Linked DNA regions of Mus musculus: all the other regions are linked to region 1. The links are chromatin loops, found by intact Hi-C in ENCODE. Cell type or tissue: heart. All regions are shown on one strand. Region 1 holds the start of Sh3pxd2b (SH3 and PX domains 2B). Region 2 holds the start of Ubtd2 (ubiquitin domain containing 2). Region 3 has its middle 20 kb from the start of Ubtd2. Region 4 overlaps Stk10 (serine/threonine kinase 10).

Region 1 (8,000 bases):
AATGAACCTGGCATCTCAGAGAAGGGGAGGGACATCAGTAAGCCACTTAAGGTCACCCAGCTTCATGGTGGGATCTCAAGGCAGCCTGTATCACCTGGACAAACATGGCTATCTCAGTTTCCATGCGTTGTCCCCTAGTCATGTGACCTCACACACATACTTGGGATTCTCTGCACCTACAGTCTCCTCAAGGGGTAACTGAGGACACTAATCTAACCACCTGAAAGATTACTATCCCAAATGTATAAACCTTTCACATCAAGAGAAGATGAAAGGCAAAGCACACTGAGCCAGCAGCAAAGGACACACAGGCAATTCAGAGGAGGACTCTCAGCTGGCCAACGAAGGCACAAAAGGCCACTCGACCGACTGCCTTAGCAAGCAGGAAGGGCTGACAAGCGTGCCGTGAAGCACGCAGACTGACATCAACTAGAAAGGCTGATAATAAAGAGACTGGTTGAGAGCAGACAGAGCCCAGGGACACAGCTCATAGGCTGACATGCATAGCTGAACACATCCTCCAAGACCCAGCATAGCTCCTGTTCTGAGTCTATACATGGGAGCAGTTTCCACCAGGCTAACTACTGGGAAGAGCATCCCTGAGTCCCCAGTAGGAGAGAACTTTACAGATGACAGAGGGAAATAGTCACAAACGGAATACTATGCAGCAGTTAAAATGAACTTTGGTATTAACATAGATCTAAACAAGGCAAGATTTTTATAGTTTCAAAACATTGAAGACAAGACTGAGGGGGGCGGGTTATCAGGTAAAACATGTAAAGGTCAAGGAGGGGGATACTGATGGCAAACGGGGTGATAGAAAGGTTATAAAACTGGACTGGGGTGATGGCTATTCAGCCTTATTCAGTTACTACAAACACCAGTGACCTCTGCGGTCATAATGGGTCACTGTGGCGATGTGTAAATGATACCCAGGGAAAGCAGCTAAAAAAAAATCCTACTAACCCATATTTAATTTTACGTGTATAGATGTTTTGCTTGGATGTATGTGCATCACATGTGCCTGGTGCCTGTGGAGGCCAGAAGAGGGCATCAGATCCCCTGGAACTGTGTTAGAGATGGTTGTGAAGTGCGGTGTGGGTGCTGGGGATCCAATCCAAGTCCTCTCCAAGAGCAGCAAGGCTCTTAACCACTGAGCCATCTCTCCAGTCTGGAAGTAAAGGCAGATCTCTGTGAGTTCAAGGTCAGCCTGGGCTATGTAGTGAGACTTTGTCTCCAAGAACAAAACAAGCTTGTGTAAATGGTAAATAACAAATGTAGGGTAGTGGCTTGGGGAAAGTTATGACTGGGAGGGGACACGGGGTGCTCTGTGACCAGGATTTATTTTAAATATAAAGACAGAAATTATCTGAAGCACATACGGAAGCAGAACCTGACAGAGGCAGAGTCGATGGGCAGGAATGGGCTTTATTCTCTCTGTCCCTCTGCAACACTGGTGTCACACAACACGAGTCTACCATCCTTAAAGAGCTGTTAGGACAGCCGGGGCGTGGCAGAGCATGCCTTTAATCTCAGTAATGGGGAGGCAGAGGCGAGCAAATCTCTGTGAGTTTGAGGACATACTGGTCTACGTAGGACAGCCAGAAGTATTACACAGAGAAACCCTGTCTCTATAAACAAAATAAAACGTGCCCTTGACCCTGACATCTGCCTCATCAGGTCCTCTTCAGGATACTCTTCTTTGGTAGTGTAGGAGAGGGCAACCTGACAAGACTCCCGGAGCTGACAGGTTTCTAGAAAACACTCCCGTTAGGGAGGGTGGCCCTGGCATGTCCCTCTGAGGGGCTCCCTTCACACTCATTCTAATTCCCAGACTCTGAGTGGGACAGGCATGACAGAGGCTGCATAGTGACAACACTGGCCTTGTCCACAGGAGAAGATGGCCGTTGTGAAGAGATTGCTAACCAGACATGGAGGTGGAGCAGGGGACCCAGCCCCGAGCCTCAGGCACTGCTGTCTAACTGTAGCCTCAGAAGCTGTGACTTGCTTGCTCCCTTCCAGGCATGGCATCAGGGGGACACAGCAGCCAGGACACTCCAAACTGGTGTGCGCACTGCACTGTGATGCTCTGACTGGGGCAGAAATGCATGCTGTCACCCCTGTTAAGGTCTGCATATGGTCTGTTCACACTCAAGAGTTATGTGCTGGAAGCTTGGTCCCCAGGGTCATGCCAGGAAAAGTGGCAGGACTTAAGAGGTGGAGCCTAGGGAAGGGTAGTTAGGTCATTGGTTATGTGGCTTAAAAGAGATTCTGGTAGCTCTCCTAGGACAATCGTTCCCAAAGGTTCATACTACAAAAGAGCAAGGTGGCCCCTCCCCCACCTTTCTGGTTTCTAGGCTCCCCTTTCATAACCTCTCCCTCTACACGTGCTCCCACCATGATGTCACCTACAACTCTGACGTGGGCAAGAAGCCCTTCCCAGAGGCCAAACTGATGCGACAGTCCAATCTTGGACTTCCAGCTTCCCAGATGGCTGTTATTTTCTTTTTACAAAGTACCCAGCCTCAGGTACTAGGCTATACAATGAAACTAGACTAAGATGGTCCCCAAGGGGACATGCCACACTCAATATCTGGTTGTATTTTTGTTCTTACAACTGAGGAAAGGGAAGCTGCTGTGTAGAGGCCAGAAGCAAGGTAACATCAGCCAGGCCTCCAACATCTGCCTCCACACCCACTCCTTATTGTGTGTGGAGCTTGGGGGCAGGCACTATAGTCCAGTCTGCTGCTGCTGCATTTGGGACGATGTCACTATAGAACCAACTTATCTGCTCCTCTGGATGGCTCTGGCTGCATTCTTCTATACTCCAACCCCCATTTGGGGAACCAAAGACTGGATGGCAGGGAGAAGGCCCCTCGTCACAGCGGTGACTAAGCCCGAAAACAGAAGAACAAGCTCTCGCATGATTTCAATCAGAGAGACATAGACGCCACAGGGCTGCAGTTAAGAAACCCCATGTCAGTCACATGATTGCCGCCCCCCCTTTCCTCGGGAGGAGGCATCAACACCACATCTTACAAATGAGGACACAGAGACTGAAAGAAGTAATATTTAGCAGCCTGGGAGTCGAAGAGCTAAGCTTGCCCAAGCTAGAGGGCTACACATACCTGGCTCAGGGAGCCCTGGACAACTGGCTAGAACCTCAGGGGTACCCCTCAAAGCCACAAAAGTCTGAGCTGATTCCCAGGTTTTGGGAGCGTTCTGTCCAGGGCCTCTGTGGGTGTGTGGGATGTGGAAAGGGGCGTGGTCTGACGGGCCAACGTCTTTGGTCCAACAGGCCTGCTCTGCTCCTTACTGTTAGCTGCCCCATCCTTGAAACAGACTTGAGAAGACCACCACTAAACATGTGTGACACCACAAGGGAGTAGAAGGTGACACCCAGTCCTTGGTGGTTCTATCTATTCTGGTTTGTCGGATCTGGTGGAAGGCGGCATGGAGGAGAATTTCAGACTTCCTCCAGTTGGTGTGTTGCTGAAAACTGTCCCATACCCAAGAGGCAACTCAACAGGCTTCAACAAGAAACCAAGACTTGGCAGCATTTGAAATAGTTAAGGGGGGGGGGGGGGGGAAAGGGAGTGGGGGTGGGGAAACCAAGACAATTTAGCTGAGCTCTGAAGCAGGGAAAACTTAGCTCTATTTAAAGATACCACAGGTCCAGGAAGCAGCCCCCCGCTGGCTGGCCCAGGGCTGAGTTACTGAAGGCCTAGACTATAACAATACACTGGAACACAGCACACCCTTTCTTGTAGAGTACAGTGGATACCCGGCCATCTCCTTTCAGAATTTTATGGGCGACTCAGGGAAGGCATGTATAGCTGTCTGCTTTGTAAGAATGGATCTCTTAAACAAATAGATCCAAAGGGGCTTCCAGGGAGGCCCCTGGCCAGCCTTTCTCCAGCCAACGCCCTCTCTAGTCATTGTTCCTCACTTCTTTGTTAGGATTTTTTTTTCCCTCCCTCTTGCTTTTTTCTTTCCTGGTTAACTTCTTCAGGACTGGCACAGCCACAGGGAAGCCAGTCCCCCTCACACCTGGAGTGAAGTCCCCAGGGCCTCCTCTAAATCCACTGTCCTACTACCCAGAACCTCTGAGGTGGAACCAAGGCCACCTCAACCTCCAACAAAGTCCCCAAGCAGCCTGAGAGGCCACTTCCCACTTGAGGGTCACCGTGGGCCCCAGGCCCATCGTCCACGTTTGAGAATCCTCAGCCTTTGAGTCTCAGCGTTCCCATCTGCAAAATGATGCCAGGGACCCATTTCCTCCACACCTTAGCAGCTCCAAACAAAATTCTCCTGTCACAGAGGGGGGTTACTCCTGGGGAAACTTTCCCACATTGTTAAGCGGAAGTTACAGGGAAGGGGCGCTCAAATGACCCATGCACAGAAGGATGAAGGGCTAGGTTCGCTAATCCTATGAGGCTGGGCGCCTCTGGGTAGGAGGGTGGCCTGAGACCCACGGCTCCGTGGGTTTCTCTCCTGGTTTCTGTCTTAGTCTGCAGCAGCGGCTGGGGCCAGACTTTTGTACGGGTGGGCAAGGCGAGAGCTCGCGAGGAGATGGCGAGGACCAAGGGGCGAGCGGGGAGATGGCGGGGAAGGCACAGGGACCAAGGGCTCGTGGGGAGACAGACAGCAGGGAGGGCGCGGGGACCCGGGGCGCGTGGGGAGACGGCGGTGAGGGCGCGGGGCACAAGTTCTGCGCGGGGCTGGGATCGCCGCGTGGCGCGGACGCCGACTCACATAATGCTTGTTGGGCACGCGCCGCTTCTGCACGTCCAGCACCTTCACCTCCACGATACTGCGCCGCGGCGGCATGGCCGTTCTCCGCGCCCAGCGCCGTGCGGGCCGGGCCGGGCCAAAGCGATCCTTGCCGCCGAGCACTTGCCGCCGCCGCCACCGCCCTCCGCGCCCCGCCCCTGCCCGCCTCCACGCCGCCCGCCCACCCTGCTTAAAGGGCCCTCCCGGCCCGGCCCGGCCACGTCCGCCCGCGGGCCTTTGTCCCCGCGCCCGGCGGGACGGCGCGCTCCGCCCCCCGCGCCCGGGCCTGGCGACTCTAAACCCAGGCACCCAAGCATCTTGCTCGAGCTCTCCATTCCCGTTAAGGGCTCAGGGAGGTTGCCCATCCCCCTCGGTGTGTGAGAACCGCTGGCGTGCCAGTCGCTATAAATCCGATCGCTTGCCCCCAGGGCTGGGGGCGGGGGCTGGGGGTCAGGGAGAGGTGGTCACTAGGTCTCTTGGGTTTACTGTCTATGACAGGGAGAGGAAAAACTGCAAAAATGGCCTGGCAGCCCTGCACAGGGCTGCGAAGGTGAAAGAGAGCAGGGATGCTGGGTAGGTAGCAAGCCCCTGACCCCGTGGGGGACTGAGTCCACACCTGGCCCTGTGCCCTGTCATTATCACGGATGCTCACTTAAAATCTCACAACACCTGGGAGTTGGGGGTCAGGAGGGGATGGTTAATCGCCTTTTACAGAGGACCTGAGGACAGCCTCTAGATTCATGGAGCAGGTGGGTCCAACCCATGGTTGCCCCACACTAAGCAAAGCAAAGCTACAAGTGGCTCCACATCTCTTTTCTCTAGCTCATCCTAGCATTGGCTGGGCGCTCAGTAACTAACAGATGCTGGCTGAATGAATGGATGGATGGATGGATGGATGGATGGACACACATAACACCATGGATAGGAAGTTCAGACTGCAGGTAGTGGTTTCTCAGCCACGAAGCAGGGGTTCCCCTTCAGGCACCTCCCCACCCATAGATCAGTCGAGGAATTTCTTAAGGGAGAGTTCTCGTCAGTCCAGGCAGGCCTTGCAGACTACTTTATTTTGAATCCCTCTGGAAACCCCTCTATTGCCTTTTTGGCTTCTTTGTCCGTGCTTTCTGCTGTTCTGGCCTTGAAGGCTGGTCTGGATGGGCTTCACTAATAGAAGGGGTTACTTGATTGGTACCAGGCCAAGGCGGGAGGATTGTCTTTACCAAAGCCAGTTTTGTACCAAAGATGGCTTTGTGCTGCCTCAGGCACAGGACTATCTTCTTGGCGCTCTTGATTAAGCTGTTCTTACTGACCCACTCGGAGATTGTGGAGAGTGGCATCCATTTGGAACCAGGGCCCTCCCTGGCCCAGTAATTCCCTCCAGTGCACCAGATCCTAAGGTGCTTCCCCAGCAGAGCTGCCACCCAAGGCACCCGCTGGTTTCTCTCATGTCCTGCACAAAGCAGAAGCACAGACTGTAGAAGTTGGATGTACCTGAATCAGCTAGCTCCTCCCACTTCCCAGTTCCCCAGCTCTGCCTGTAGCTGTAGTAATGCCATCATCTTCCCTGTCCCGTCATCCTTGCCCCCATCCTCCACCTCCCACCCTTGCCGGCTGATTTCTGAGTGTGAGTCGGATCACTCTGGGTCGCTCACAACAGTTCAGCCTTGCAGCTTTTGTCCTTGGGTGTCCGCCTCATTTTAGTTAAGCACCCACAAGGTGCATCTGCGTCCTTGCTACCTGCTTCAGAACCTCCTTCCTTTTTGTGGCTGAATACTTTTTCATTGTGTGTTTCCTAGCCCTTCCTTTTCTTTATTCATATAAATGTGGTCACTTTGGCTGTTGCCACCCTTGGGCTATTGTGACTAAGGCTGCTGGGAATGTTGACATACAGATGTCTGTTCAAAGTCCTTACTCAGTAGTTCTTTAGAGTATGTTCTGGATTGCATGGTAATTCTACCTGGATTTGCTCATTCTTTTGTGGCGCTGCATGCCTGTCTTCCTGGTGGCAATTTTGTTTACTTATTTTATATATAGGAAGGCTCTATCTCATGTACACCTGTGTGCTGGAAGCAAGCATTAGATCCCATTACAGATGGTCATGAGTCACCATGTGGTTGCTGGGAATTGAACTCCGGACCTCTGGAAGAGCAGTCCATGCTCTTAACCACTCAGCCATCTCTCCAGTCTATCAGCAGCGCACAAGAGGCCCAGCTTTTTCCAAACACTCCCCCCTGCCCCTTACTTACTGCTTCTTCTATTGTTCTTGACCACGCCATCTCAATGGTGTCAGGAGTGACTCACTGTAGCTTTTATTTGCTTTTCCCCAATGATTAATGACAGGAAAAAGACCTCTGCTGTTTAAACTCTGCTGAATTTTACAAGGGGGTTAGTGCTTTTCTCTTGCTGTTGTGAATCAAGTGGGAGGGAAATCTCACTTAGTCCTAAGCTTGCTCCAGCCCAGCTATCAGCCTAACAGTATTTGTTGAGGTCTGTCTGTGAGCTTGGGGCTGGCCTGGCACTTTACTTACTAGGGTCTTGTCTTACTAGGGTCTCATAGCCCTGGGAGTTACAAGTCATCCTTCCTGTTTGCCGATGGGGAGGTTGAGGAGGTGTAAACAGACAGGTACTTCCCTGTGATGACGTTGCTGAGATGACATGACATTTGCAGAGAGTCTGACTCCAGACTTTGTGTTCAGCCATCAATCTGTGCCTAACAGGGCATGAGATTGGGCAAGTACCTTGGTCTTCTTATCCACAGGTGGCATGAGAACAGCCACAGTCTCAGAGGCTTGTCTGAGGGAGGTATCTCATGGACAGTATCTGTATTGTTGTGATTTTTCTACCAGGTAAACTGATAACAGCTAAACTCTCCCTTAAATCTCATTAAGTCTCAGGTTCAACTTTAATCTTGGTGTTGCCCAAACTCCATCCATGTTTTTTCTTACCCTGAACCTCTTTTAGCTCCTGCTCACATGTTCAGCCTCATTCCCGACCAGTCACCTCTCTCTTTTGGTGCTGGGGAGATGGCTCAGGGGTAGAGCACTTATTGAGCAAGCATAAAAACCTGAGTTTAGATCTCTAATCATCATATATAAAACTGAGTGCCGTGGCTCATATCTGTCAGCTTTCCACTGAGGCAGGGGACATGAGACAGACAGGTCCTAGTGGTTTGCTAGCCAGCCAGTTTAGCAAGTATGTGAGCTTCAGATTCAGTGAGAGAACCGGTCTCA
Region 2 (8,000 bases), 110 kb before region 1:
ACCAAACCTGAAGGACATGGCATTTCAAAACCTCTAGAGTTGCGATGTCCTGAAAAATGGAAAATAACAAGTGCTGGTGAGGAGGGAGAGAAATTGCAGAGAGATTTCAGGTAGGAATGTAAGACAAGTATGGGCTCTATAAAAAAGTCTGGCAGGTCCTCAAAAAGATAAGTAGAATCGTCATAATTCCCCAACAGTTCTACTTCTAGGTATTTTTTTTTAAAAGAAATGAAAATATATGTTTATGCAACTGAAGCTCACAAATTTATTATTTGCACCAAAATGTAGAAACAACTCAAATATAAAGCAAGAGGCAGCTAGGTAAGAGAAATGTATACACACTTACAACAGGATATTATTCAATCATAAAAAGATTAAATACTGACACCTGCTATTAGATGAGCCCAGAAAGATTATGTTAGGTGAAATAAACCACAAAGGAAAGACTACTATGAGATTCCATTTATATGAAACATTCTGAACAGGTAAACATCATTTAAAAAAAAAAAAGGTGCATTAAGAGACTGAGAAGAGAGAGACATAGCCTCTGAAGAAAAGAAATGTGGATGTGGATGGTGATGACAGTTATAGAACATTGAACTGCATTCAAAATAGTTATCAACATGTGGTGGCACACTGCATCTAGCACCCAGGAGGCAGAGGCAGGCGGATCTCTGAGTTTGAGGCCAGCCTGGTTTACAGAGTCAGGAGAGCCAGGGCTACACAGACAGACCTTGTCTTTAATAACAGTAACAAAAACAAACAACAAAAAAGGTTAATACCACATTTTATGGTAGTTTCTTAAATAAAACAAGAAAAGGAGGAAAGCTTTTTTAATTTCAGTCCTGAATAAAAAACTCTCACTGCCATTCTAAGCATTCTATATGACATGGAGGACATTATTTAGTTTCTTCAGGCTTCAATCTTCACCTACAATATAGGTTGACTGATATTCATCTCAAAGAATTGTAGACTCAATGCATCTATTAACCCCTTAGCACAGGACTCGTTACATAATAAATACCAGATAAATACAGTAGATTTTATAATTCCAAAGACACTGTTACTCACTGAGTAGGTGTCTGTAAGGCTGCTATAAATGGGTATCTGAAAGAACTCCATAACGATGCAAAGACATCCTGAAGTAGTGATTAAGGCAACACATGTCCAGCACTTGCCTAGCTTCCTGAGAACCTAGGAACCTGCAAATACCAGAACTGGTTCTCTTGGGTGTCACTAAAGAGCTCACTAAAGAGATAAACTTAAAAAATAAGCACACTGGCTTGTTTCCAATTAATTGTATTGATGCTCTCCTTAAATATTTATTTCTAAAAAATCATAAAGGGACCAGAATAAAGGCTCCAGAGTTCAATCCCTGGGACCAACATGGTAGAAGAAGAGAACCAAAAACTGTCTGTCCTCCATTTATATTTGCAACACACACATACCCTTACCCCTTGTCTACAGGTCTTAAGTACCAAGTCCAGCTTCACAATGTTATTAAAAAGAGAACCATAGAGAATACGCTATTTAAAAATGCCTCAACCATGGAAGACTCAAGGAAATGAAAGTGTGGGGAGTACATTAGCTAATCTTGAATCTATAAGACCTGTCTTGTTTCAAATTCGGCACACACACACAAAAAAAGCCTATGTACCTTAAAACCCAAACCTGAATTCTAGATAAGGTAGACCAGAAGAACTCTAGATAGCATAAAAAACTCAAACAGTGTGGTGTACGCCTTTAATCCCAGCACTCGGGGCTGGCAAGATGGCTCAGTGGTTAAGAGCGCCGACTGCTCTTCCGAAGGTCCCGAGTTCAAATCCCAGCAACCACATGGTGGCTCACAACCATCCATAACGAAATCTGATGCCCTCTTCTGGAGTGTCTGAGGACAGCTACAGTGTACTTACATACAATAAATAAATAAATCTTTAAAAAAAATTATAATCCCAGCACTCAGGAGGCAGAGGCAGGCGGATTTCTGAGTTCAAGATCAGCCTGATCTACAAAGTGAGTTCCAGGACAGCCAGGGCTATACAGAGAAACCCTGTCTCAAAAAACCAAACCAAACCAAACCAAACCAAACCAAACCAAAAAACTCAAACACAAGTCTTAGTGTGAAAATTAAGCCATCACCATAGTGTTATAATGTTCTGTAAGAATTCTCCAAATTCTTTCACAGAAGTAATCTACCTAAGATGACTTTTTTTTTGGATATTTTATACTCACATTAAAAATACTTGGATCCAGAAGGAAAAGGAAAATACAATATCCAAGTATTTCAGATTATATCTATTATGAGCCAGCTGACTTGGAAAGGCTAGGGTCATTCTAAAATGGTGGTGCTCACATAGCACTATGAATGTTAACCATCATGAAATACATCTGAAGGCTGCATTATACTCCATGTTGATAAAAATCAATATAACCAGATTAAAACTGCTGATGTTTGAAAAGCTAAGATCTTTGCTAACACCCTTAGGAAAAAAGTCATTCCCTTTCAAACAACAACAACAAAAAAGAACTGCTAACATGTTAAACTGAAACACATATTACAGTAACTTTTTGTTGTTTTTTTGGTAACACAGTTTTGCTATGCAGCCAGGTCTGGCCTGGAGCTTAAGATCATCTAGCTCCAGCCTTCAGAGTTGCTGGCTCCAGTTAGCTCTTACCTCTCATGACAGTAATGGAGAACAAAGGCTTCCAAAATTAAATTCCAGAAAGAATTCTTTTATCCCCTACAGACCCGTCTTCTGCCAGCTACATCAGGGCTATCCCGTGTCCTTTCCCCAGAAGAAAAAGACGGGGTACTCCCTCTTTTAAAACTTCTCTTTAGAAAAACTGCAGATTATGGTCCAGAAAACTTAAATGTTGAAAGAAACAGATATTAGAGCTATCTAACTGTAGGCTACTGGTAGAAATTATCTAAAGCTAGGATTTCATGCTTCTAAAAGCTCATGCTAATACTGTGATTGGATCCTAAGTTGCACTGCCAAAAGGCTCAATCTTAAAGGAATATTATAATTTTAACATATGTCAAAGTTATACTGAATGCTAGTAAGTACTAGCATGCTTAACTGGTACCATCTGATCACTGATCTGCCCTCAGCCCAGTGGTATCACGCCCTTTCTACACTTGGGCTTTGTTGTCAAAAGGACCTCACCAAGTAAATAGGCTGTGACGTGAAATCCACTACAAAGGAGCATTTCCATGGACTACTTTTTCACGACAGTTTTCACTGAGTTCTCAAATAACTTGCCCAACATTTAGTGACAGAGATTTTAGTGAAGTGGAACGGCTAAAACATCACGTAAAAAGGGAAATGTCTTGTACAAAAGTTGGGTGCCTAAGAGTCGTCTCAAGGTGTGAAAAGATGTGCCTATTCTCATGCAACTAAACAACTTTAAAATATGCACCCGATTTGAAGGCACCCAATACAAGGTTCGAATCAAATCATGTTATCCCTGGTTGGTGGCTCTTTTCTACAAGGTTCGAACTTCTACACACTCTATATACTGGATGGGCTCCGCACTTTTAAGGTCAATAAAAGCAGAGTCAATCTTACCACTCCTATCCCTCTACAACGACTACGAATGGAATTAAGAGACCTCTCATCACGGTTACGGTAACCCAGAAGTGCGAGTCGCGTTGGAAAAACTTTTACTCAAAGCACTAATCTTATACTGGGGTACTTTCTATCCTGCACGTTTTCCTTTTACGTAAGACACATCGGAATTTGACGAGTGCGCCCCGACGGCACATTGGGCTAACGCCCCTGGCAGCAGCAGAGAGCCACGTTTTCCTCGGGCCGATCGTCTCCCCCCTCCTCCATAAAACACTGCCCATGGCCACTTGGAGACTTCCCCAACCCAGCTCCAGAAACTGGAACCAACCGGGGCAGCTGTCATCCGAAACTCAGGAAAGCTGAGCCCGGCCAACTCTGCCGACGCGGGAAGGGCTGGGGGTGCGGCGGGGCCCGTCGGGGGCACTCCCGGCTGTCCCCCTCCCCGGCCCCACGAGCCGCAATCCGGCAGCCGAGTTGTCCTCCCAGCTAGAGTACCCCCCAATCCAGGCCTAGGCCCGCGGTCCCGCGTGGGGCCCGAAGCGCGTGGCGGGGCCGACGCAGAGCAGAAACGACAAAGGGGCGCGGGGTCGGGACAGGTGGCCGCCGCCGCGAACAATGGGGGGCCGCGGCTGCCCCCTGGCGCCACCTACCTCCCGTGCCGTCCGAGTTCTCGTTGAGGCTGCCCGAAGAGTCGTGCTGGGCGCCCACGCACCCGCCCATGGGGCCGCGGCCGCCACCTCAGGGCGCTCGTCCCGGCCGCCGCCTCAGCCTGCTCCCGCGTCGCCGCCTCGGGCCAGGCGCCGCTCTCTCGCCGCTCAGCCTCCGCCCCCTCGCCGCTCCTCCCACCGCCTCGCCCAGCCCCTTCCTCCGCGCCCACTTCTACCTCAGCCCCCCGGCCGCCTGGCCCGCAGGCCCGGCCCGCGTGCCTTCCTCGGCTCCCGCTCGGCCCCGCCAGGCCGGGCTTGGCCCATCCCGGGCGGGCCGCAGCGCCCGCTCGCCCCTCACTTCCCCGCGCCCCCGCGTCTAGGCAAGCCCCACCACTGCCGCCGCCGCCACCCGGCTGCCAGGCCCCATCGCCCCCGCCCGCGGCGCCACCCTCAGCCGGGCTCGGCTTGCACTCGGCCGGCCCGCTGGAACGGCCTCGAGGGGCGGGGCCGCGCTCTGATTGGCTGCATGCACCGAGGGGGCGGAGAATACCGAGCAGAACCGAGTGGAGACGAGCGCCCGAGGCCGGGAGAGTAGGGGGCAAGCGGAGGTGGGCCGGAAAGAAGGGGGAGGACTCAAGTAAGGACGAAGTGGCCAGCTCGTCCTTACTTGAGGACGAGGTGGGGCTCCTTCTGGTGTGGCCGGTGGGAGAGGGTACCGAGGAGTCGTAGGAGACTCTGGGTCGTAGACGGGCTGGGCGTGCTTAGAGGGGTTAGCCTGACCGCAAGTCCCTGCACCCCTTGAATTTGTGGAAAGCAGCGAGCTGGCCACCGAGTCTGGGTTTCCCTTACCCCAGGTCCGCAGCCCCTGCCATCACTGCGCCCGCTTGGTAGAGGTGCTCTCTGATTGTGCAGGCCTGTTGTCCCGTGCGGGGAGCGAAGGGGCACGGGTGTGTGTATCGTTCCCACAGGCTTCGCTTTACCGACAATACTACCACTCTAGATCCTGGCATTAGACATCTTAAGTCGTCTTTAGAACAAAGTGAAGTATTAATATTAATACTCTGCATTTTATAAACTAGAATTTGGTACATTGACCACGCCCAACATTCTTGGCGGTTACCATCCCAACCTAAGCCAAACTGTTAATGGCCCCTTTGGAGTTGTGCTCCTTGCTGTGGCGCCTTAACATTTTTATCGGCCTGCTTGGGTGCTTGGGTCTTTGAAAGCATTTTTTTTTCTTTTTTTTTTTTTTTTTTTTTGCCTAAGCTGTTCCACTTTTATGCCAGACTTTCCTTTTATAAAACCCTGGGTCAGCTTTTGCTTAGCATTAAAAAAAAAATTTTTTTTAAGTGAAATACCTAAGAAAGAGACAGTCTGCTTCTTAGGATTTGCATTTAAATGTATTCTCATGCACTGCTGGTGGGAGTGTAAATTGGTTCAATCTTTTTGCAAAGGTTTGGCAGTGCCAATCAACAGCTTTAAAAATGTTCCTACCATTTGAGTGGGGTTATTTCACATCTGGGAGTCTAGCTTTCAGAAAAAGTCCAAATTAAAATTTGCGGCCTGGTATTCATTTGCTAGGCAGGCAAAAATTTGGGTTAAACAAACAAAGCTCTGGGTTTATATGAAAACACAGAAATGGCTCTGAAATAGAAGTCCACTATTTTGTCTTAATGCTTGAAGGATTAGCTTTACCGTCACTGTAGGCCTGAGCTCTGAAAAAAATAAGCAGTATACAGTTAGATGTTGTTACGGATTTTCAGAGCTTGCTTTTCCATAAGGGCTTGGTAACAGCCGTGTCACAGAGCCGTCTATCTGATCCTTCCCAGCTGAATGCTCACGTTGTCAGATACTAGTCACTTTATCTCTTCCCTGAAGGAGAGAGGCTGTCTGAGAATTTGCAAAGAGATTGCTTTGTCCTGAATTTCACTCCAGAAATTGCAGCAACCAAGACTTGTACGATGTCTATTAAACAGATGGTAGGCACCCAAATGCTAAGGGCTTTCTGCTGAGCAGTACACTGGCGCCAGCAAGAGAGAGCAATCTAGTGGAAAGATTCTTAGCAGTGCTTGCTCGCCATCCTGCCTGCATCTTAGAACAGAGACACATGTTCCCAGGAGCAGAGTCATGTAGCTGTAACTCAGCCCCAGATCTGCTATTAACTTCCTGGGTTGGAATCTGGCTTCCATCTTGTATTCCCTGTATGACTTTAACTTTTTGTAGAGCCCAGGTTTCTTCTTGCCGGTAAAACAGGGCCAACAAGTAATACTCCAAGTTCTGTAGGGGCACCGTATTAACTCCTCTGTTTACTCCATATCTAGCCTCACCTATCTAAATTCATTGCTTGCCCAATCTAACACTTAAGAAACATGTTCATACATTTATATCTCTATGATTATATATGTATATATATATATATATGATTATCTGTAGATAAATTATTGCTATATATACTCTCCCTTTCCCTTTTCTTTGAGATGGTCTCACTATATAGCTTTGACCTCACCCTCACAGAGATCTGCCTTCCTCTTTTCTGCTGAATGCTGGAATTAATGGCATGAACCATTATGCCCAACTGTGTGTGTGTGTGTTTATTCATGTGTATGTGAATGTCTGTGGAGGCTAGAAAACAACCTTGGATGTCATTTCTTAAGGGTTGTCCACTGAGTTTTGTGTGGGGCGGGTACATGTGAGTGCCGGTCGGGGCCAATCTTGATGCCGAGACCAAAAAAAAAAAGGTGATTAGCAATGGAGGAAAGACACCCAATGTCAACCTCTGTCCTTCATGTGCACACACAAGCAATGTACACAGCACACACACACCTAATAACCTTCTGTAATAACTTTCAGAAACAATGTACAATATACACTTCCCCTACGATTTTTCAAAGTAATAAAAATTTAAAAATTAAATCCAACTGGGCAGTGGTGGCATATGCCTTTAACCCCAGCACTCGGGAGGCAGACTCAGGAGGATTTCTGAGTTCGAGGCCAGCCTGGTCTACAGAGTGAGTTCCAGGACAGCCAGGGCTACACAGAGAAACCCTGTCTCGAAAAACAAACAAACAAATTTAATCCATAGCCATATGTGTTAGAAGGGTATTTTTTTTCCTGGCCTCACAATTGTTGCTGTTTTGGACACTATCTACCCTTGTAGCCCGCAACCAGCCCTGAGCTCTAGGTTTTAAGTCATTGATCTTTATGCCATGATTATTCAAGTTTGGTGGACTTTGTTACTGTAGCTCTACAGTAAGTTTTAGATTTGTTCCTTTTCTCTCTCTCTCTCTCTCTCTCTCTCTCTCTCTCTCTTGAGATGCGGGTCTTTCAGTCTCATGTTTCTCAGGCTAACCTCAGATTCCTGGGCACAAATCATCATAGCCCCATCCCTGGCCCCACCCCCAGGCCACCCCAGCCCCCAGCTTCCAGGGGAGCTGGAACTACTTATATTTGCTATTATTGCACATGGCTTGTTCTTTTCTAAGCTTGTTTTGTTTATTCTGGGCGCCTTGGATTTCTGTATGAATTTTAGGATCAGCTTGCCCATTTCTGGAAAAAGCAGCTGGGATTTTAATGGGAAATGTGTTAAGTCTGTGAATGGTGAGTGCCCGAGTACTGCCATTTTGACAGCGTTACGCCAGTTTGAATGTGGCTATTTCCCCCTCATTTGTGCCTTAAATTCATTCCTGTAGCGGTGGTTTCAGTGCCACGCCTTGGGTTTTGTCACATTTCTAAATTTCCTTTGCCATGCTGCTGTAGATGGATCTGTCATCTTCTACAGATCATT
Region 3 (8,000 bases), 87 kb before region 1:
AAGTAGACAATAACAAGTCTGACAAGTCTTCGCCATCACCATCAAACTCTGCAGCAAAGGTCCTGGGATCCGGTCCCACCAGCGTGGCTTGAGTTCTGTAGAGCGGGATACACTTATTGGCTAGATCTAGGCCACGTGCTCGTGCCCACCAATGAATGAAGCTGGTCCCATCCAAATTACTGAAGGGAAAGTGATTCCTCAAAGGCAAATGGGGGTGATGCTACGTGAAGAAAGGAAAAAAAAATAGCCAACCTCAACAAATGTCCACTCTATACAAACAACAGCTCACTCATTGTCTGTGTGCACATGTGTATAAGTGCAGGTGGAACTCTTTGATGATCCTCATGTGAAAGCTGAAGCCTGAACCACTCTAAAGTCATAAACTTGTTGAGCGTTGAATGATGCCACAACTGAGAGATTCCACAGGATCGCAGCTGGGGGGATGGCTTAGTGGATAAGAGCATCTGCTGGACAAGCATGAGACCCTGAGTTCAAGTTCCCAGCACCTGCTTAAAAAACTGGATGTGAAGGGCAGGGCTGATGGTGGGGAAGTGTGATGATCACTGGGGTCTTCCGGCTGTTGGCCTAGCTCCAGGTTCAGTGAGAAAAATCAGGGGACAGTTACATTTCAATTGTTGACTCAATACAATCTAGGGTCGTCTGGGAGAATGATCTCTGAGAATGTCTGTGAGAGATTATCTTAATCACATTAATTGATGTGGGAAGGTTCACCCCCTGTGGGCTATACTATACTGTGAGCTATACCATACTCTGGGCTTGGGTGTTCTTGTTACCTTTGTCAACTCCATACAATCTAGAGTTTCTATGAAAGTCTCTGAGGAACTGCCAAGATCTGATTGGCCTGTGGGGATTGTCTTGAGTATTAGTTGATACAAGTGGGCTCAGCCTACTGTGGGAGGCGCCATCCCTAGGCAGGTGATCATGGGTTGTATAACAAAGCTTCCTAATCATGAGCCTGTGAGTGAGTCAGAGAGCCAGCCAGGAAGCAGTGTTTCTCCACGAGTTCCTGTCCTGACTTTCCTTAGCAATGGACACTGTGGCCTGGAAGTGTAAGCCAAATAAACGCTTTCCTCCTTAAGTTTTTCTTAGAGTGTTTATTGTTTGTTTGTTTACAGCAACAGAATGGAACTATAACACTAGGGTTCCTGGGCTGCGTAAGGAGCTGAGCACCATGCATATATTAATTTATTGTTCTTGACTACGGATGCATCAAGTTTCTGCCATCTTGAATTCCTGGAAGAGCTGGGCTGTACCTGAACCTTGAGCCAAATGATGCTTTGCCAAGGTATTTTATCACAGCAGCAGGAGTGAAGCTGAGATAGACCCTATCTCAAAGGAACAAGACACTCAAAGGTAGAACAGGATAACCCGGCATCCTCCTCAAGGGCAGATGCCTTGCAACACACGTGTACCCCCCCCCCACACACACCATATAAGTACACACACACACACACACAAATAAAAATAACTAACCCCCCCAAAAAACCTCGAAGTTTTAAAAAATTAAAATAATATTGTCATCAGGCTATGTGTAGATGATCCATGAATCAATTTCATATTTGGCTCAGTCTCCTCCCTAGCATATCTCATTTTGCAATATGCAAATATTTCAATCTAAACTTCAAAGTGATTCTGAGTTCTAAGATACTCAATATATATATAGGTCATATATGTCCTTGCAGGCTACTTCTGTACAAGCTAATTTTATTAATTGTATTGAACAAGCTAAGTCATTTGCAATCTGTCATACAGTAAGGATAGTGGTGGCAGCTGCTGTTAACTGTATCCCAGAGCTGTGTGAATCATCCCAAGTGTAATCTTGACACTAACTCTATGCCACAGGTATTGTCACTGCCGCCTGTGTTCTGCTGGCAAAAATCTCAGATCACTAAACCTGTTTAGCTTCTGTGTCACACCAAGAAAACAAATCAGAAGCAGTCTAGGGTTTTTCTTGACTCTTTTTTCACCTTCTTCCACTCTGTCCCATCTGGGCCTGTTCACGCAGCAAACGGCAGGGGTGGGGGAGTGGGGGAGTTGAGAAGCCAGCTCTCTCCCAGAGACTCTGGAAGTGGAGAGGAGGAGTGACAGAAGATGTTTGCCTAGAGGGTCCCGCTCAGTTTAGTGGAGGTGACAGTCACATAAACAACAGATTACAATGCAGTGTGACACATGCTAAAGCTACAGTCTCTATAGAGAATTCTTGTTTTGTTTCCTTTGACACAATGAGTTGAAAAAAAAACTTATTTTAATTTTAGGTGGGACTTTTGAAAAGGTAATCAGATAATTTTAATTACAATCAAAATCATTTTAACCATAAACTTCATTGAATACTTATCTCTCAACCCAGAAAAGGTGAGTTAGGTGTGCCTGTCCTGTTTGCCTGTCACTTGGAGAGTCTGAAATATATGTGTTGTCCCCTGCTACACGGCTGACTTCCAGAGAGCCGCTTCCCTCGGCCTGATTCCTTACCACATCTGTCTTCTGGTTGCATTGCTGTTGCTCTTGAGACCTGACCAAGGCATGGAAATCCAACATATTTTCAAGTGTGGACAGGTTAATATGGGCAGGTCAGATGCATGGTTGGTGCTGAGTTGTGTGCACTTGGGACTTTCCAGTGATCTTGCCGCTCTTTTGTTCTAAGGACTGTGCAACCTGCATTTGGTGTTGTCTTTAATGCCTCTTAGAGGGTGCTGACTTCCCTGTCTCCTGACAGAGAATGAGCAGGCCTCGGAGTCAGGCTCCTCACCATGAGACTAAGCCTAGCTGGAACATGATGCTAGTTCATTTTTTCTGAACTTACTTTTTTTTTTCTTCAAACTATACAAAGCTTTCTGATTATTGTCGCAGAGATAAAGCTTCCTGTTAAGGTGACACATGTCATGCCTTAGTTAATCTATTTATAATATAATATTGAAAAATGGCTGGTACAGGCGGGGCAAGGTGACAGCAGTGATGGGTACAGGGCCACTCAGGTCAAGTTTTGTTTTGTTTTAGTTTTGTTTTGTTTTGTTTTGTTTTTGAGACAGGGTTTCTCTGTATAGCCCTGGCAGTCCTGGAACTCACTCTGTAGACCAGGCTGGCCTTGAACTCAGAAATCCTCTTGCCTCTGCCTCCTACTGCCCGGCCAGGTCAAGTTTTAATAACGATGCTGCCATGCACAGGGCTTTGGCCTTTCCAGTATTGTACAAACAGATTGCTTTTTCCTGCTTTGTGCCCCTCCATCATTGAATTTTAGGGTTTTTTTGCAGCTGTCCTATAACCTTCTACATAGTTGCCTGCCCTTCATAAGGGGTCTTCCTAGTCACACTATAAATACATCCTTCTTTTCCAGTTTCCCAGCAACACACATGATTTAGAGTAGATTCCAGAAAGAAGTAGATTCCAGAAAGAAGATGGGTGTTCTGCACTCTCAGGCACAAATAGAACTTTCAGGGTTGTCCACACAGGCTCCAAGCCCAGGCCCTTCTTTTCGAGGCAGCCCTGCTCCAGGAAATCTGTTTGCCTTGAGTCTGGGCCATAAAGGAGGGGCCTGCTCAAGGGGCCCCGCATTCCTAGATGATGTGTGTACAAGGGAAATGCCCAGCCAAGAGCATGTTCTCCGCAGATGTTACTGACTCCCTTATTGGAGGGGAGGGGTAAGCTCTGCCTCTCATGAACACAGTACCAGGCCTCCCCCATGGGCAGACAGAGACTGTTCTTAGAAGAAGGCTTCTATACTGGTCTCCCTGTCAGCAAAGCACTTTGCTGTCTCCACAGTGTTTTGCTGTCCTCAGCCTCATAGGATGATGTAGCTGATGACGGAACTGATGAGTAAGGCACACAGCAGCCATGTGAGCCTGTGGTCTGGTACCCACACCTTCCGTGTGTTCAGGTGTGAGAAGGAGAGCTCTAGATGGGGGATGGGGTGGGGGAGGTGGTAACACCAATACAGTGCCTGACACACAAATGCAAGGACCGGAGGTCAGATCTCCAGACCCAAGTCAAAAGTCTTGAAACCCAGGAGGTTGGAGATAGGTAGGTCCCTGAAGCTCACTGTCCAGCTGGCCTTGCTCACTGAGTTTGTTTTCAAATTTGTTTTTTCAGGTTAGCTGAGAAACTTTGTCTCAAAAAATAAAAAGTGATCAAGAAGACTTGAGTGGGTATCAAGCCTTTAATCCCAGAACTGAGGAGGCAGAGGCAGGCAGGTCTCTCAAACTCAAGGCTAGCCTTGTCTACACAGAAGTTCCAGACCAGCCAGAGCTACCCAGTGAGACCCTGTCTCAGAAAGAGAAAGAGAACTAGAGGAAGAGAGAGGGGAGGAAAGGGGGAGAGGAGGAGAAGGGGATGGGGGAGAGGGGGAGGGAGAGGAAGACAGAAGGGAGGGAAGGAGGGAGGGAGGGAAGGGATGGAGGGAGGGAGGGAGGAAGGAAGGAAGGGAGGGAGGGAGGGAGGAAGGGAGGGAGGGAGGAAGGAAAGAAAGAGGAAATAGGTACTAGTCTCTGATTGTCTTTTCTATTCCTGTCCTGCTTTTGAATAGTTGAAATATGTCCTGGGAGTGGAGAATTTCTCAGTGACTCTTTCTCCTAAAACATGCATTTCTTAACTAAAACCCTGCCAAGGGTTAAAATAAAGGCAGTTAAATACAGACAACACTTAATAAGGTGCAGGCCTCACTCTCCTGCTCTGGGGAAGAGCTGAAGTGTCTCTGTTTTGAGGTAGTATCGCCTGCTGTAGCCCTGCCTAGCCTGGAACTCAGTATGTACATAAGGCTAACTTCAAACTTGCAGCAACTCTGCCTCTGCCTCCTGGGTGCTGGGATTACAGGCACACGCCAACATGTCCATCTGAAGAAGGTATGTGCTGGAGCTCTGAGCTTAACTCCTCATGCTGGTATAGCAGGCATTTAAATGACTACATCATCTCCTCAGTCCTTGGTTGAAAAAGTTTTGAAAAGCTCCAATTTTGGGGGAAGAATTTGCTTTTATAAACAAACCCTTTTTGGTGGTTTGAATATGCTTGACCCAGGATGTTGCATTATTTGGAGGTGTGGCCTTGTTGGAGTAGGTGTGGCCTTGTTGGAGTAGGTGTGGCCTTGTTGGAGTAGGTGTGGCCTTGTTGGAGTAGGTGTGGCTTTGTTGGAGTAGGTGTGGCCTTGGAGGAAGTGTGTCACTGTTGGGGTGGGCTTTAAAGTTCTACCTAGTGTGGAAGCATCAGTCTTCTTCTAGTGGCCTTCAGATGAAGATGTAGAACTCTCAGCTCCTCCTGTATCATGCCTGCCTGGATGCTGCCATGGTCCTTCCTTGATAATAATGGATTGAACCTCTGAACCTGTAAGCCAGCCCCAATTAAATGTTGTCCCTATAAGAGTTGCCTTCGTCATGGTATCTGTTCAGAGCAGTAAAACCCTAACTAAGACACTCTTCCTTTGTCAGCCAGGAAGGCCAGGGCCCTTGTGAGGGCCACTTTTTTCCTGAGCATGCTAGGTAGAATTTAGTGTGAACTGACAATGCACCCAGCCAGTGGCACACAACTGGAAAGCACGTCTGCCCATAGTTGTGGTCTAGTGACAGAACACTTGGTCCTCTTTCCTGTCTCACTTTCTCTTCTGAGCCTAGTTCTGGGGCTTGGCCCCAAGCAGCCCACCAAAGTCAATATTTCTATGAAGTCTTTATCTCTGAAGTTTTATCTTAAGATATAGGTCACCTTTTATTCTGTTGCACGACACACTCTTTTTTGTTTTCATATGGAAATATATGAAATAACTTATTGATTAAATTGACCAGCTTCCTACTGCCCATTCTATTTCCGACAGTCTATTTAGGGGCAAGAAGGAAACTACAGGAGCCTTGTGTCTGTCTGTCCTGCCCCCCTATTGCCATGTGTCACTGGGGTGCCAGTTCTAGTCCAAAGTGAATCTTGTGTGGCACTTCTGCATCACCCAGAGCTTGCACAAGCTTTTGTGCTTTCCTCTGCCCTGTAGAGAGGGCACCCCAAAAAGGAGGGAAGTTCCTCAGAAAGTCTCCAGCTGGGAAGTCTGTTCATTCCAGGCTTGGATGGTAAAGCAGAGTCAGAAAAAAACAAAACAAAACAAAAAAACATAAACAAAAAAACCCCACAAAACTTCCCAGGGGCTGGAGAGATGCTCAGAGGTTAAGAGCACTGGCTATTCTTCCAGAGGACCTGAGTTCAATTCCCAGCACCACATGGCAGCTCAAAAGCTGTCTGTGACTCCATTTTCAGGGTATCTGACACCCTCACACAGACACACACGCAGGCAAAACACCAATGCACATGAAATAAAAATAAATAAATTTTAAAAAGCTAATGTGGAGCCCAGAGTAGTAGTAATACATGCCTATAAAAAACAAAACAAAAACAAAAGCAAAACTTCCCAATGAGAATGTTGGCATCCTTTCCTTTCTCATTTTACAGCATCAGGGATGGTACTCAGGCCCACGCTTGTGCCAGGCAAGCAACTTAGCAGTGAGCTATACATCGAAGTATTGACTTTCTGGTTTTCATTTTGATTCCATTAAGATAAAAATGGACGTGGAAATGCTAAAGGACACGCATGTTGGCTCCAGTAACCAAGTGCTCTGAACAAGGGAATGGGGGCCTCAGACTGGTACTTCTAATTTCCCAGGCTGAGGAGAAAAGATGCAAGTGTGACTTCATACCAATGTGATATATTTGTGCCCAATGAGGGTAAAATGGATTCTGCCTGGCCAAAGCTTCTCCAGTATTGCCATTAGAGTAAGGTGAGCCTCACAGTACAGCATATCTAGAAAGACTCCAAGCACCTGCCCCCACTAAGACTCCATATGTCCGTGTGCAGAGAGACAACTGCAGCAAAGCTGGGGGGCATAATGTATGCACACTTATATGTGTAAATATATGAACATGTTTATAATACACAAATGTTGGAGATGAGTAGCAACATTGAGGCTGTTAGTGTTGCTTAGGTACAATCTTGGTAGCTGTGAGTGGTTTCTAAAGGTGGTCATAGTTTAAAAAATATGTATTCATGTGTGTATATGGGTATTTTGTCTACATATATGTCTGTGCACCATATGTGTGTCTAGTGCCCTGAGAGGTCAGAAGATGGCATTGGAGCCCCTTGAACTGGACTTACAGAGATTCTTAGTGGCCATCTGGATGCTGGGAATCAAATTCAAATCCTCTGGAGGAGCAGCCAGTGCTCTTAACTGCTGGGTCATCGCTCCAGCTCCAAGGCGCTTGTCTTTGATTTCTATTATAGCAGCAAGGAGGACGCTTGCACCTGTTTTCCTTATATACATATTATATATTGGTACCATAATTAAAATAGTGTAAGTGTAAATACTAGGGGTGTATAAGAAGTTTGCTATCTCTAGGTGGGTACAAACTCACCTAAATTTGAACAACCATTTTTATTCAAGAATGTGACCAGAAACTAATAACGGGGAGCTATAGAAACATTATGGTGGTCCCTCAAATGCTTCAACATAGGGGTTGGGGTTATAGCTGTGTGTGAAGAAATGCCCTCTGTGAAAGTGAGAAGATCTGAGTTCAAACCTCCAGGCTCTGAACAGAAATCATGCATGGCCTTTAGTGCCAGTAATCCTGGCACCATGGGATGGGAAGAGACAGATCCCAGAGGCTCACTGACTCCGACTTAGCCAAAATGGGTGAGTTCCAGCATCAACAAGAGGCACTGTCTGATCACAGACGATGAAGAGGGTAGAGGAAGACACCTGATGTCGTCTTCCGGCCTGTGAACAACTGTACCCAGAAGTATAAATCACATACACACATGCAAGCACCATGTGACCCAATGGTTTTAAATCAAATCGAAGACTTCTACAGGTGTTTATATACTTTTTTTTTACCCTCAGAATTACTTATTTATTTCTGTAAATTTCTATGTAATCTCTTTTCATAAGAAATATATAACAATATACTTAAATTTTTGTAAACAGGCATCTTTTTTTCCTCCAATTTTTATTAGGTATTTACTTCAT
Region 4 (8,000 bases), 250 kb before region 1:
TGTGCACCATATATGTGCCTTGTGATGACAAAGGCCAGAAGAGGGAATTGGGAGTCCTGCCCCCCAGAACTGGAGTTACAGAGAATTGTGAACTGCAACCTGGGAGCTGGGAACTGAACCCAGGTCCTCTGAAAGTACAGTTAAGTACCCTTAACTGCTGAGCCACCTTTCCAGTCCTCTAAATTGATAATTTCCAAGTATCTTATAAAAGTACCCTCCCCAGAAGACATAAATCTAATTCTAATAAATCAAGAGTGGATTTGCATGCTAAAAAATTAAAAATCACTAACAGTCAGGCAGTGGTGGTGGCACACGCCTTTAATCCCAGCACTCGGGAGGCAGAGGCAGGCGGATTTCTGAGTGTGAAGCCAGCCTGGTCTACAGAGTGAGTTTCAGGACAGCCAGGGCTACACAGAGAAACCCTGCCTTGAAAAACAAACAAACAAACAAACAAACAAACAAACAAAAAACCTGTCATCGGAGGCTCAGTGTTGTTCTGATGGCCGTTTCACCCAAATTGATAGACAAAGGTAATACTATGATGTGAGTGAAAAGGCAGAGAGGGGGAAGAGCCAGTGACTCAGGACTCAAACTACCTGATGCCAAGGTTCACCAGTCTGGGCTCACAGACACAGACAGATGAACCCATGCGATGTGCAGACCCTAAATGCACCAAACCAGATCGGCTCATCACGGTCGACTCCTTTTCCCTAAAGAAAACTTGGCAGAAGGAGGTGGCTATTTCCAACACACAGTGCTGGGACAGGCAGCCCACAGCAAACCCTGAGCCCGTCCACACCTTACTCCTTACAGAATGATCTCATGGGGAAATACAACACCAAACATGGTAAACTTCTAAAAGACCGCACATCCCATTGGGCTGGGGAAGGATTCCTTGGCTTCTTAAATAAGCCATCAAAAGAGTCATCCCTAAAGAAAACAGTTCCAGGACAGCCAGGACTGCACAGAGAAACCCTGTCTCAAAAAACCAAAAAAATTAAAAAAAAATAAATAAAAAGAAAGAAAAAAGAAAACAATTAGGTTTGTGAGACAAGCCATGAGAGGAGAATAAATATTTGCAAAATAACATCTCATAAAGTCCCAAATATAAAGAGAATGTCAGAATTCAGTAAAAAGAAACCAATCTCCCAGCTAAATAAAGGAACAAAAGAGTTTGGGACAGACACCTCACCCAGAAGTGGCATGCAGGCAGCAAGGAAGCACACGGTTGGTTCAGAGCATCTGTGTGATGTCATCGACACGTGCTCACAATCTGACTTCCAACCCCCACAAGCTTAGCCTGTCTCACCCTCTCTTTCATTTCCCAGGTTTTTATTTTTATATTTTAAAAAATATTTATTTATTTATTTAATATATGTAAATTCTCTGTTGCTGTCTTCAGACACACACCAGAAGAGGGCATCCAATTACAGATGGTTGTGAGCCACCATGTAGTTTCTGGGAATTGAACTCATGACCTCTAGGAAAGGAGCCAGTGTTCTTAAGTGCTGAGCCATCTCTGGTTCCCTCCTTGGGTGACTGTGTTACTGAGAGTGAGGAGGGATTACCTATGCATTCACAGGATGTCAGCAGGAGATCAACAGATGGCCCCACTCCATCCCCAAACTGTGACACCCTCCAAAATGTGTGCAGACACTGTCAATGTCCCAGAGAGCTGGGGACAGAAGACTCCAGCTCAGAAACACAGATTTACATAAAATTCCTAAAGGAACAGTTCATTTGTGTACCTTGGCCTCTGTGCCAGGCGTGGCATCCAGTCCCAGCCCAGTGACCGTGACCACTCTACCACATGACGTAAGAGCTAGACTCAGAACTGAACTTTCACTGATTGCTGATTGCTTTGCTTTGGGAGACAGAACATTAAAAGCAGCAATCGAGCACAGGGTCTGAGTTTCCTTTCGAAGGCATGGAAGACACTAGAGACATTCTGATGACAGTGGGAAGGGGCAGAAGAAGAACGAAGGCAGAGTCCTGTGGGGCCACTTGGCAAAGAGGCGGGCCCAAGGACTCCTGGGACCATTTGCAGTGAGCCCTGTTCTCTGGCAGAGAAGCTGCATTCCAGGGCAGTGAAGTCATCTACTGCATTGGCACCCCATTTTCCCAACCAGAAAAACAATCTGGCTTTTAACTAAGAAGCCCCCAGGGTTCCTTGCAGCGATCTGGTGTGCAGGGCTAGGGAACTCAGAACCATTTATAAACTTAGCTGCATGACAGGGACAGATTCTGAGAGACAAGTCATTACAGAATTTCATCAACCCGCAAACTGAGTAAAATTCCTCAGGGAAAATCTAGTGAGCCAACCTCCCCATCACCAGAGCTCCCTGCTTCAGTTACAGCAACCGACACAGAAGCAGCTGCAGTGCGTTGGACAGCACGGAAGACCCAGAGCTAGCTGCCTGGGGGCCTCAGGAAGGTGTGTGTTGGCTATATGCAGGCTACACCATCATATGGAGTGGTGGCCTTGAACCTTCTCCAACCCCCAAGCCAGGAGGAGGAGGAGCTGACAGAAGGCACTTAGAAAGGACCCAGCTAGGGGTAAAAGCCAACACAGGAAAGGGGCACCCAAAAGTCAGAGAAAGAACTACAAGTGTCATAGCTTTGTGGCTGGGCACAAGGCCCCCCAGTGTGGCTGCCCCAAGAAGGGAGGCTATGACGGCGAGTTTTATGTCAACTTGACATAAGCTAAAGTCATTTGGAAAGCTGGACCCTAAAAGAGAAAAGACTATCACCAGACTGGCCTGTAGACAGCCTGGGGAGCATTTTCTTGATGGATGACTGATGTAGGGGGCCCAGCTTACTGTGGTTGGTTCTGGTGGCCCTGGCTTCTACAAGTAAGGAGGCTGAGCAAACCGTGAGGAGCAAACCAGTAAATAGCAACCCCATGGCATCTATGTCAGCTCCTGCTTCCAGGTTCTTCTGCTGCCCCGCCCCCGCCCCGCTCCCCGGCCCGGCTCCCCGACCCGCAGCCTTTCACCACCTCCTTCTTCATTTGCTTGAGTTGCTCTTGGAACTTGGCGTAGTCTCGATCCTGCTCCAGGCGGATCCGCTTGGCCTCCTCTTTGCGGCGCACGCTGTGGTCCTGCTCCATCTTCTCTACCTGCTGCTTCTGCTGCCGCTCCAGGTTTTCTAGCTCCACGTCATAGAATTTCTTCTTGGCCTGGAAGGTGCACAGACAGACTAAGAGGTATCCAGGAGCCACTTCATACCTCAGAGTCTGTTCAAGATCCAGACTTGAGTCCCAGCCCAGCCACCCTTTGCTGTGTGTCTCAGGGCAAGTTACTTAACCTCTCTGTTTCCTCTTCTGCCCGGGCAGGACCATGGCACCGCACTCCACACAGGGGATTTCCTCTAGGGGTGTTCCTATTTGACTCAGGGTCACTGTGACCTAACCACCCTTCTACGACTTCTACAATGCCCCTCCCCCCCAACCCTCCACCTGAAGAAAACCCACAGGCCAGAAGCTCCCGGGGGCTCTCCTCTCACTCACGTTGATTTCTTGTTCAAAACGTTTGTGCATCTGCTCCAGCTGCAGCTCGTGCTTGCTGCTCAGCTGCGTCTGGTTCCGATGTTCTTCTTTCTGCAGAAGCCGAAGCTCTCGGAGCTCCTGGCGCCTGCGGATTGACAGACACAAACGTTTCCAGTGGGAAGGGGGCCCCCAAGACCATGGTATTCACAGTCTGAGCTGTGAAAGGATGGGCTGTGCAGCTGAATCTTGCTGACTCAGGCAGGGACGGGACCAAGATTCAGGCTTCATTCAATAACCACTGACAAAAAGGTGCGTGTCCTCCATATATAAAGAACACTTACAAATCAGTAAGGAGGAAGGAACTATCTACCACCCCCAAAAGTGGTACACAATATGGACAGACATAAAGCAAACAAGTGCAGAAACAAGAAAACTTTGATATGAGATACAAATATAAAAGAAAAATATAAAAGGCAACTATAGGTATATAGAAGAATTCATACTCCAGGCAATACTGATATAAATTAGAAGAACATTTTGGAAGATACTGGCAATATCTTACAGCCTTTTGGCACCCCAGTTTCACTTCTGGATTGAATAAGGATTTTTTTGTTTCTTTTTTTTTTTTGGTTTTTTGAGGCAGGGTTTCTCTGTGTAGTCCTGGCTGTCCTGGAACTCACTTTGTAGACCAGGCTAGCCTTGAACTCAGAAATCCGCCTGCCTCTGCCTCCCAAGTGCTGGGATTAAAGGCGTGCACCACCACCACCCGGCTGAATAAGGATTTTTTCAAACATTTTTAAAAAATACATGATTTTGTTTGTTTGTTTGTTTTGTTTGTTTTTTCTGAGGGTTTCTCTGTGTATCCCTGGCGGTCCTGACTCACTCTGTAGACCAGGCTGGCCTCGAACTCAGAAATCCACCTGTCTCTGCCTCCCAACTGCTGGGATTAAAGGCGTGTGCCACCACGCCCGGCTGTGATTTTTTTAAAATTTTTTAAAATTATTTTTCATTTTTTTAAAGATTTGTTTATTTATTATATGTAAGTACACTGTAGCTGTCCTCAGATACTCCAGAAGAGGGCATCAGATGGTTGTGAGCCACTATGTGGTTGCTGGGATTTGAACTCGGGACCTTTGGAAGAGCAGTCGACGCTCTTAACCACTGAGCCATCTTGCCAGCCCGTGATTTTTTTTAAAAATTTTTTATTACATATTTTCCTCAATTACATTTCCAATGCTATCCCAAAAGTCCCCCATACCCTCCCCCCGTGATTTTTTTTTTAAAGGATGTTTTTAACAGTGTCGTTTATAATTAAATTTCATTCCACTGGCCAAGACTTGGAGGAAATCCCTAGAACATCCTAAACTATTTCTATTCTGGAATGCTGGATGCTTCCTCCAAAGCAATGATGGCCTCTGCAGAGCCCTGGTCTCAGGGAGCTCCGAGCATCCTCATGCCCACAACCCGCAGTCCCGGGAAGGCGCTAAACACTGAAAACTTAGGCAGAATCTCACTTGTCAACTAGAGACCCAACGCTTGCAGTTTATCTGCCAATAGACACGGTGTGAGGAACAGCCCCCTCCTCCCTCCCCAAGGCTGTTAGTGACAACAGGAGCTTGAGAGGCTACTTCAGTTAAGTGGCTGGCTTGCCTTGTACCTCCCTTCTTGGCCACTCCTTCCCGTTCTCATTGGTCTGCCTCTGAGATGTTCACTGAATCCGACCTCTGCTCCCTGCTGGCCTCCGCCCCAGCCCAGCCCAGCCCAGCCCAGCCCTGCCCTGCTCAGCCTAGCATGAGGCTGATAGTCTTAGACAGCCCCAGTGGCCAGATGGGACATCAGGGCCTGTCACTATGTGTCACCTCCCCTCCTGCCGAGCCTGGAATCCTTCACCCTTCCCTCGAAGCACACAAAGCTCAGGTCTGGCCCCCACAGACCACAGTCCCACTCTCCTTCTGGCCTGGAGTCCCTGTTCTCTAAGGTCCTGATATAAATCAAGAGGCACTCGTCAGGGCCTCAGCAACTACAGGTTCCCTCCAAATGCCCTAGCTCTGGGGATTTCACCTTATTCCACAAGCTCAGCTCAGGGTGGTGGTGGGGAGGTCCCTGAGAACAGCCTGTGCCCAGCTCAGGCACTGACTACTACATCACTCTGTGTATCCTCACAGTGTACAGCACAACCACGAATTAGCCTGTGTATTGTGTTTGGGACCCATAGGTATAAACGTGACACGGGGCATCGCTTCACACATCTGGATTTCAGTCTGCCCCCCCCCCCAGAAGAGGATTCAGGAGTGGATAGTTGGGTGGATGTAGGATGAATGATAACTGAAGAGGTGGGTGGATGGATGGACTAAATGGATGGTTGGACAGATAGATGGGTATAGACATGAGTACATTAATACATTACTATATTAGACATTAGTACAGACATGGGTAGGTGGATAGATAGATGGATAACTGGGTGGACAGATGGGTGGGCAGATAAATACATGGATGGATGGATGGATGGGTGGATGGATGGATGGATGGACAAATAAGTGGAAGAAAATATAGATGAACAGTCAGGTGGTCTGTAGATGGGTGGGTAGACAGCTGGAAGAATGAGAGGACAGATGGATAGGCCAATGGATGGGTGGATGCATGGATGGGGATTAGGTTGCTAGGCAGAGGAGCAGAGACATGGCTATGTGTATAGAGGTTGAGTAGATGGGACACTGGGCATGTGGACGAGTGAGAAGACGGACAAGTGACAGACAGACAGACGGACAGATGGATGTGTGAGTACATGAATGCAGGAGAAAGGGTCTCAAACGCACTCTTTTGCCTCAGCCCCTCCCCCCACTTCACGCCATGGACGGACAGCCGTCCCACCCACAAGGTCGATGCCTGGCACTCCCAGGGCACCCGCCCGTCCCCACGCTGGTGCCTCCCTGGACTTGCCTGAGAAATCTCATCTCCTCGTCTTTCTTCTCATCCTCGCTGATGATCTTGGAGGTGGTGATGCTCACCTCCACACCATCCACCACAAACCGGCGGGTCCGTTTCAGGGTCTTATTGTGCAGTTTTGAGCCCTGGCAACGAGAACGTGCTGGAACTCAGCTAGAGTAAGGTCCGCAGCCTGGGCTCAGGAAGGATGTGGCCATCCACTGTCCCCCTTCCTCAAGCTTGCCAAGCAAGGCCTAAGCCTCTGGCCTTAGGCCACTTACCTTCTGCTGGTACGAGAGAGGCTCTTAACTCACTAAGGGCTTCTTGCAAAACCCAGACCTGACATAAAAAAGAGCTGTGTGTTCACCCTCACTGACCACTGCCAGCTTTGTGACCGAATAACTGCAGTCCACACAGGCTGCTTGGAGAGGACTCCCTGGCCCTCTCTAAGGTGTCATGGTGGTACGGTATGTGTTGCCCATTGGAAATGTTCAGTTCTAACTCAGTTGAGGATTTTGAGAGGGGCCGGTACTGGTTTTCTGATGGCCTCTGTCCTGCCCACTGACTCTGAATTTTCTACCAGCTCCAAAGGCCCTTCATACTAGAACCTAACCCTGCCTCTGCTACATAGCCCAAGGGCTTTCCAGCCCCTTCAAGAGGAGTGGCTACGCCAGGCAGGCTAAGAATTGGTTCCTTGTTCTGTATGCTTCTGCCCAGAGTATCTCACCTGGGCTCTCAACACTTACTGCCTTTTTTTTTTTTTTTTTTTTTAATGGTTCTGGGGACTGAACCCAGGGCCACATATACCTAATGCAAGCACTCTACCATTGGACCACATCTCCGGCCCAAGAAGTACAAGACACTTCTATATAAAAGCTGCTGGCCACGGTTGGGCAACTACATGACTATTGTGTCAGTTCTGAAGAAATAAAACAAAAAGCTTCCAAGGAGGCTCCCGCTTGAGCGAGCTTCTTTCTGCTCCAGCTGCTCCTACGGAGCTGTCAGCTGCTCCTACCCTCATGGCCTCGCACTTGACAGATGTGCCATCTTCCTACCATGTGTTTTATACTGAGCAAATCTTAGAAGGTAACAGGGAAGTGCACAGCGTCAATCACTCTCTCCCCCAGATCTCCCACATCAGCCGATGTTTGGGGGTTCAGGTGGCCAACAGTAAGTTTAGCAGAACTGCTGGAGGCAGACAAGGAAGGGGGTGACTCCTCCTCGCTGCTGGACAAGGAAAGGGCTAAAGGCACACAAGGCCAGGAGCCCAGCCCGAAGTCTGGCCACCTCCCTATCTTCACCCACACAGCCTTGTGCCAGCTGCCAACTTCTTTGAGTCTCCGCTGCCCATTTGGAAATGGTGAGAAGGAAGAGCCTTTTGGTTCTCTTTAAAGCATTTGCACAGGGTGGCTACACTATTTACTGTCACCCACTGCCAGTCAGGAGGCCAGAGAGGAGAGTGATGGCACCCTCACTGAATATATCTGTCAGCACTTGTCACAGAGCTGCCCCCAAGCCGGGGAACCTCCACTTCAGGAATGTTCTTTCCCACTTTTACTGAACTCTTTAACTGAACTTTGAAATTTGA

Evidence for each region. Peaks named below come from ENCODE experiments on the same cell type or tissue, not always from the same donor. Only the 100,000 strongest peaks of a DNase experiment are listed, where the experiment ranks them.
Region 2: a loop joins it to region 1, with 2.9 times the contacts of the local background. A loop is called at or near these places in 15 of 42 quality-filtered maps.
Region 3: a loop joins it to region 1, with 2.3 times the contacts of the local background. A loop is called at or near these places in 5 of 42 quality-filtered maps.
Region 4: a loop joins it to region 1, with 2.9 times the contacts of the local background. A loop is called at or near these places in 6 of 42 quality-filtered maps.

The regions. Positions count from the first base shown.
Region 1 is chr11:32,344,724-32,352,723 of GRCm38, reverse strand. It overlaps Sh3pxd2b (SH3 and PX domains 2B), which reads right to left and starts at 4,884. Exons shown (of 13, transcript NM_177364.4): 1 at 4,756-4,884. The coding sequence starts at 4,830. In heart, no CTCF peak of the experiment used is centred here; DNase peaks (open chromatin) are centred at 3,063, 3,213, 4,493, 4,943 and 2 weaker places; H3K4me3 peaks cover 2,671 bases; H3K27ac peaks cover 3,557 bases.
Region 2 is chr11:32,451,766-32,459,765 of GRCm38, reverse strand. It overlaps Ubtd2 (ubiquitin domain containing 2), which reads right to left and starts at 4,396. Exons shown (of 3, transcript NM_173784.4): 1 at 4,220-4,396. The coding sequence starts at 4,289. In heart, a CTCF peak has its summit at 4,203 (motif pointing left); DNase peaks (open chromatin) are centred at 3,805 and 4,715; H3K4me3 peaks cover 2,935 bases; H3K27ac peaks cover 2,289 bases.
Region 3 is chr11:32,431,478-32,439,477 of GRCm38, reverse strand. No RefSeq gene overlaps it. Among named protein-coding and RNA genes, the nearest start is that of Ubtd2, 20 kb to the left of the region's middle. In heart, no CTCF peak of the experiment used is centred here; a DNase peak (open chromatin) is centred at 3,557; H3K27ac peaks cover 653 bases.
Region 4 is chr11:32,599,299-32,607,298 of GRCm38, reverse strand. It overlaps Stk10 (serine/threonine kinase 10), which reads right to left. Exons shown (of 19, transcript NM_009288.2): 10 at 6,428-6,558; 11 at 3,509-3,632; 12 at 2,999-3,178. Among named protein-coding and RNA genes, the nearest start is that of Fbxw11, 39 kb to the left of the region's middle. In heart, a CTCF peak has its summit at 4,565 (motif pointing right); DNase peaks (open chromatin) are centred at 2,078, 2,388 and 5,158; H3K4me3 peaks cover 382 bases; H3K27ac peaks cover 1,831 bases.